2 separate regions of the Mus musculus genome follow, and region 2 is linked to region 1. A link is a contact called in ENCODE Hi-C or POLR2A ChIA-PET data. All regions are on one chromosome and are shown on one strand. Each heading gives the region's core, a stretch centred on a gene start or an enhancer-like site at or near the end of the contact. The rest is flanking DNA. Distances are from core to core; before and after follow the strand shown. Region 1 holds the start of Lage3 (L antigen family, member 3). Region 2 holds the start of Fam3a (family with sequence similarity 3, member A).

Region 1 (2,908 bases), core at 223-2,722:
TCTGACAAAGTGAAAAAGGTGAGTTGGAGGATAGGTAGGATCAAAATACATAGTATACATGTATGAAATTGTCAAGGAATAAGTAAGACATATTTTTAAAAATGAAATTAGGAATGATTTTGTGGAGGATAAGCTGTAGACAGTTGTAAAAGAAAATCTCAGGGCTTTTGAAGGTGTTCAAGGAGAGGAGCTGGAGCTGCTTCAGTAATTAAAACTTGCTGCTCTTGCAAAGGACCTGGATTCAGTTCCCAGCACCCACATGACAGTTTATAACCACCCACAACTCCAGTTACAGGATTCACATAGATACCAGGACCTGCACACAGTAGGTGCACTTATATACAAACAGGGAAAACACTCAAACACATACAATAAAAATAAATACATTTAGCTGGGGTGAGGGTTGTGTTTTAATCCTGGCACTCAGAAGACAAAGGCAGGAAGATCTCTGAGTTTGAGGCCAGCCTGGTCTACAGAACAACTTCCAGGACAGCCAGACCTACATAGAGTCTCTCTCTCCTCTTTCTCCTCTCTGTCCTCTCTGTCCCCCCTCTCTCCTTCCTTTCCCGATCCCTCTACCACCACCCTCAACAGGGCCTCACTATATAGCTGTCCTAGAACTCACTATGAAGACCAGGTTGACTTCAACTTCACAGCCACCTGCTCTGCCTCCAAAGTGTCGGGATTAAAGGCATGTAACCCTGGCTAAGAGAACTTATCTGGAAAAATAAAGAAACCTCTTGCTTGCTGATACTCAAAATCTCATTTCACTTCATTTGTTTGTTGATGGGGTTTTCTGTTTTGTGACTGCTTTTGAGATGATATAAATATGTAAGTCTGGATAGCCTAGAAGTGGTTATGTAGATCAGGCTGACCTCCAACTTAAGCAAAGAACTATTCCCACCTCCTAAATCAGTGGTTCTCAACCTTCCTAATGCTGCAACCCTTTAATATGTTCCTCATGTTATGGTGACCCCAACCATAAAATTATTTTCATTGCTACCTCATAACTGTAATTTTGTTACTGTTATGAGTTGTAATGTAAATATCTGATATGCAGGATATCTGATATGTGACCCCAACTTGGGTCAACCCACAGATTGAGAACCATGGTCCTAAATGCTAAGATTTCTTCAGGCATCACCACACCAGGCCACTTGACAGTTTTTTGGTTTGATAGTGTTTTGGTTTTTGTTGTGGTTTTGTTTTTTAGAAAATATCACCTTAGGTCCCTTTTAGGAAACTGTAGGGACAACTTGGCATGGTGATGCACTTTGGAGGCAGAAGCTGACCAGATCAACCTATAAATCCCTGGAGAGTCCTCCTGCCCACCCCCACCCCCCCCCCCCACCGCTCCTCCCCGCCCCGCCTCCCTCCCCCCCCCCCGCCCCTCGCCCCTCCCCGGCCCCACCACCTTCCCCGTTCGCGCAGGCGCGTGTGGAATGGCAGCCTGTGCGAGGGGCGGAGCTTCCGGAGGATAAGGCGGGTTCTGGGCCGCAGCAATGGCAGAGGCGGCGGGCTGGTAACGCGAAGGTGGGTTGAAAGGAGGAACAGCAGCAGACATGCAGACAGCACACACAGGTTTAAGCCACACTGCAGATGGCGCCGATGGTCAGACTAGCCGCTGTTGTCCTGGTAATGCAGGCACAAAGGCAGTTATTCCCAGTGGAGCTCACCCTGTTGCAAGAGCACTGGAAGCCTCCCGAAATTCCAGCAAAAGCATGGTGCCTTTAACCCAAAGGCCTGGAACCCGACATCACAGATTGTATCCTACCGGACATGGACATATCTGCGGGATGCTTGAAACAGGGAAGCGGGTAGTCTGGAGGAGGGTAAAAAAAGAAAGAAAAGAAAAGAAAAAAAAGCAGGGAGGAGGGAAGCAGAGGGACCCGCTGATTGGGGTATGGCCTGGGCATGAAAAGTTCCTTGACAACAGAGGAGGGGCAGCAGGGTGGAGGGAAATGAGCAGGAATGGCCCAAGCAATGTGGAAGATATAGCCTGGGGAGCTTAGACCAGATGCGATGATTTTAGAGGGGTAAGGAGGCAAAGTTGATTCAAGATGGTGCCTTTCCTGAGTCTCTACCAGCTCCCTCTTCGTGCCTTTCCCGACCTCTTTGGAGGCAGAAATCGCCTGTGGGTCCCTAGTTCCAGATGTCGAACCACATCGAGGACTGGTAGGGAAGGAGCTTAAAGTGAGCGGCTGCATGCTGGAGGTGTAAGTGTTGAAAGAGTCTAGGATGCTGGGTAGGTGTCTGGGCCATCCTCCACCCTAGGCTGCACTTCCTCAGAGACATCATCACACTAGAGTGATTTTTAAGGAAAGGCATGATGCACTGGACCAGTCTAGTCTCTACCTGCAGTACAGTGGATGCCTGACAGATGAAGAAAGGGTAGGAGCCAAGAGAAAGGCAGATGGTCTGATTACTGTGAGTTCCAGGCCAGCCAGATCCACATAGCAATCCCTAAGCCAACCATGGCTACATAGTGAGAGATTTTCTATCTATTTCCAAAAAAAAAAAAATAAATAAAAGGAAAGAAATAAGGGTAGAAACTACCAGTTTGAATTTGATGTTCTTTTCCTCACTCTTAGACGCTGGATCGCGGAAGATTCTCGCCTCCTCCGACTTTCCATCATCAACTTTCTTGACCAGCTTTCCCTAGTGGTGAACACCATACAGCTCTTTGGGCCCCCAGTTTCCTGTTAAGCCTGGCTGGGGACCCATGTCTGACCTTATCTCCGTCTCCTCCTAAGCAATACAATTTTCCCTAGGGAAAAGATTCTAGAAATAGTAACTACTACATAAATGTGGGGGCCTAATATTTTTTTCCTGATTTGGTCCTCAGGCACTTAGGAGCCATTTGGTCTGGTGCTTCAATGTTTGTTGCTGAAGAAAATAAAGCTATGTT
Region 2 (2,908 bases), core at 246-2,745, 40 kb before region 1:
CATCCTTGGAAACATAGTGAGTTAAAGAATATACGAAATTCCCATCTCAAAAAATATGTAGCAGGACTGGGTGTGTTAGCATACGCCTTTAATTCCATCATTCAGAAGGCATTTAATTCCATCATTCTGTACATTTGAGGCCAGCCTGGTCTACAGATGCCCTTGACCACAAGCATTGGAGAGTGCCTATGAGGAAGTACTCAGTCAATATGGAAACTACTGTATTCTTTTTTTTTTAATATTCATTTTGTTGTTGTTGCTGTTACTATTTTATCTTTACTTAATGTTTTATTTTAAAAATTAATTATTATTTGTGTGTGTGTGTGGAGGAGGAGGAGGAGGAAGAGGAGGAAGAGATCAGAGAGGTGCCAGATCCCCTGAAGCGGTTGTGAGCTGCCTTATGTGAGTGTAAGGAATCCAGCCCGGGTATCCTGCAAGAACAGTATGTGCCCTTAACCACTGAGTCATCTCTCCAGCTTCCTACAATTTTTGAAATTTTATTTTTTTTATATAAGTGGTTTCCCTACATGTACCACATGTGGTACGTGTACCACATGCATGCCTGGCGCCTGAGATGGTCAGAATAAGACATCAGATTCCCTGAGACAGGTTTCATGCAGCTAAGGCTGACCTCAAAGTTGCTAAGTGGCCGAGGATGCTTTAAACCCTTTATCCTCCTCTCCCGTCTCCACTTTCCAAGTGCTGAGATTACAAGTGTAACCAAATTGAAAACGCTATCATCTAACCAAAACAGTGCTTCTGTAAACTTTTCTGTATTTTGGAGCATTATGGAAGTGGGGTGGAGTTCCTGTAAGTAAGACCATTGGGTCAAAGGACAGGAATGCAGCTGCCTGAGACACAGATAGATCCAGCTTAAAAGGACTGGCCCAGCTGCCCTGGCACTGTAGGCGGTCAGGGGAAAAGGCTCAAACATGAGGGTCAGGAGCAATGTTCCAAACATCCCTTCACTGATTGATACATAAAACAGAACGCTCTCACGAAAGAACACTAAGCAGAAAGAAAGCAACCAAAGGCTCAGGTTTACCTCCGCATGTGCTTCTGAACCGTCCATGCTCTTAAAGAACACATATCAACCTTAAGTCATTATCTGTGTCCCCGCATCCATCCTCTTATGAGCCATGAAAGCTCTGATATCAAGTCACAATCGGAGCTTCAGCTCATCAAATATAGAAATAGATCGCTCACCTAAGAGGACGTGTGGAGGAAGTGGGAATGGGGGCTCTGGTGTTTTATGCCCGTAATTCCAACATTTGAGAGCCTGAAGCAGGTGAATCGCTCCAAGTTTGAGAACAGCCTGGGTTACATAGAGTTAAGCAAACATGAACTGTAAAGTGTATAGTACCTCAAAGTCTAGAAGGAGATTTCATCTTGAAGCAGTGACACTGTAGGAAGCTAGGCGGCTCAGCTTTAGCACAAGAGGAGTGCACAGCCACACTCGGCACCTCCCACCCAGCCTCTGGAGGAGAGGGAGGAGGCCGGTCTGGAGGTGGAGCCTCCGTGAGGACCTGCGGACCTACAGCACAGCCTATGGGCCTATGGCGGAGCGACGCCTGTGGGCTGTGGCCTTCTGCGGGCGGCCATTGTCGTGCCTGATAAGCTTTTCTACGTGACTCACTTGCTTCACCTAGCCGGCAGAGCGAGACAACTGGGTAACTCCCTGATCCGGTCTGCTTCTCCCTACACCCAGACAACATCCTTGGCCCGCCCAATCTCTGCCACCAGCCTCGAGCGGATCGACCTGAGCCCCGGGCCTAGCACCGGAGGGATCCGGGTGGAGAAGAATCATTGCTACGCTCCAGTCCTGGAGTCTGTTAGCCAGACTGTGAGGCGCAACGGATTCCTAAGGCTCTCCTGGCCAGGCAGGACTTCTCCCAGCACTCACGAGGAACTGAGCCTGGACTGGTGTTTGGAGGAACAAGTCATAACACCGATCGCTCCCAGCACAGACTTGCCACTGCCCCCACCCCCAAACCTACTCTCTCCTGTTTCATTCCCCCCAGAACCCACAGTTCCCAAACAGTGCACCTGCGGGAGATCTCAACCCAGCTGGAGAAGTGGACATGAGGTTGGCAGGTGGGTGGCTTCCACAGCGAACTGAAGAGAGGCCAGGTGTCCTAGTGCCTGTGTTAGGAGAGGCCTGGGTGGTCACTGGTTTGTTTATTTATTAATGGATGACTGTGCACAAGCACTCATTTTATGAGCAAATTCACCTCTGAGGACTTCAGCTTCCCAAACTATAAGGATTGATTTTATATAGAGAGATAGATATAGATAGATGTTGATAATATATATAATCAATATATATAAGTTAAGGATATATATATATATATATATATATAAAATCTCCAGAGATTGAATGGATGGAGAGGAGTGGATAGTAGAGATAGAGAGATGTAGCCAGAAGAGAACTGACTTAGGTGCCTTTGAGGTTGGGTATGATCTAAGTGGTAGCTCTGCTGTCAGCTGGACTACAAACATGAATGTGCCTTGGAGGGACTGTTTGGGGTGAGAGTAGAATTTGAAAACTGGTAAAGTAGCAGCTTTGTGGATAAGTCCAAATTGGACATTAAGGAACTGGCTGGGAGGATATGAGTTCAAGACAGATCTGGGCTGGAGGTGTAAGGTGTCATTGCTGCATGGTGAAATCTCCCATACAGTATGAAGATGGGAGAAGGCAGCCTGGAAAAGAACACCTTTTGAGGAGAGAGTAATGGAACACAATCTAACCAACAAAGGGAGTCCCAGAGAATGGGGTCAGGAGACAGTACTGTCCTGGAATCTAGTAGTGAAGTGTCAAGAAAGAGCAGTCAGACAATCAGAAATGTGACATCATAAAAGTCATAGGTGGTCTTGTTTGGAAGGTTATTTAGTTGGTGTTATGGGAGCA

The links. A loop is a pair of places that touch in the nucleus more often than their neighbours do. ChIA-PET counts read pairs that join two places held with the same protein, here RNA polymerase II (POLR2A).
Region 2: a loop to region 1 is called in a map of left cerebral cortex, with 8 times the contacts of the local background. The contact joins the promoter of Fam3a here to the promoter of Lage3 in region 1. A Hi-C loop is called at or near these places in 4 of 37 maps with a recorded cell type or tissue (heart, left cerebral cortex and regulatory T cell). POLR2A ChIA-PET finds 5 or more read pairs at or near these places in 4 of 5 experiments (Patski and embryonic stem cell).

What each region holds. Positions count from the first base shown.
Region 1 is chrX:74,352,182-74,355,089 of GRCm38, reverse strand. It overlaps Lage3 (L antigen family, member 3), which reads left to right and starts at 1,472. Exons shown (of 3, transcript NM_025410.2): 1 at 1,472-1,765; 2 at 2,088-2,216; 3 at 2,592-2,908. The coding sequence starts at 1,563. The coding sequence ends at 2,706.
Region 2 is chrX:74,391,861-74,394,768 of GRCm38, reverse strand. Fam3a (family with sequence similarity 3, member A) reads left to right here and starts at 1,495. Exons shown (of 9, transcript NM_025473.4): 1 at 1,495-2,094. The coding sequence starts at 2,082. It also overlaps a transcript of Ikbkg not described here.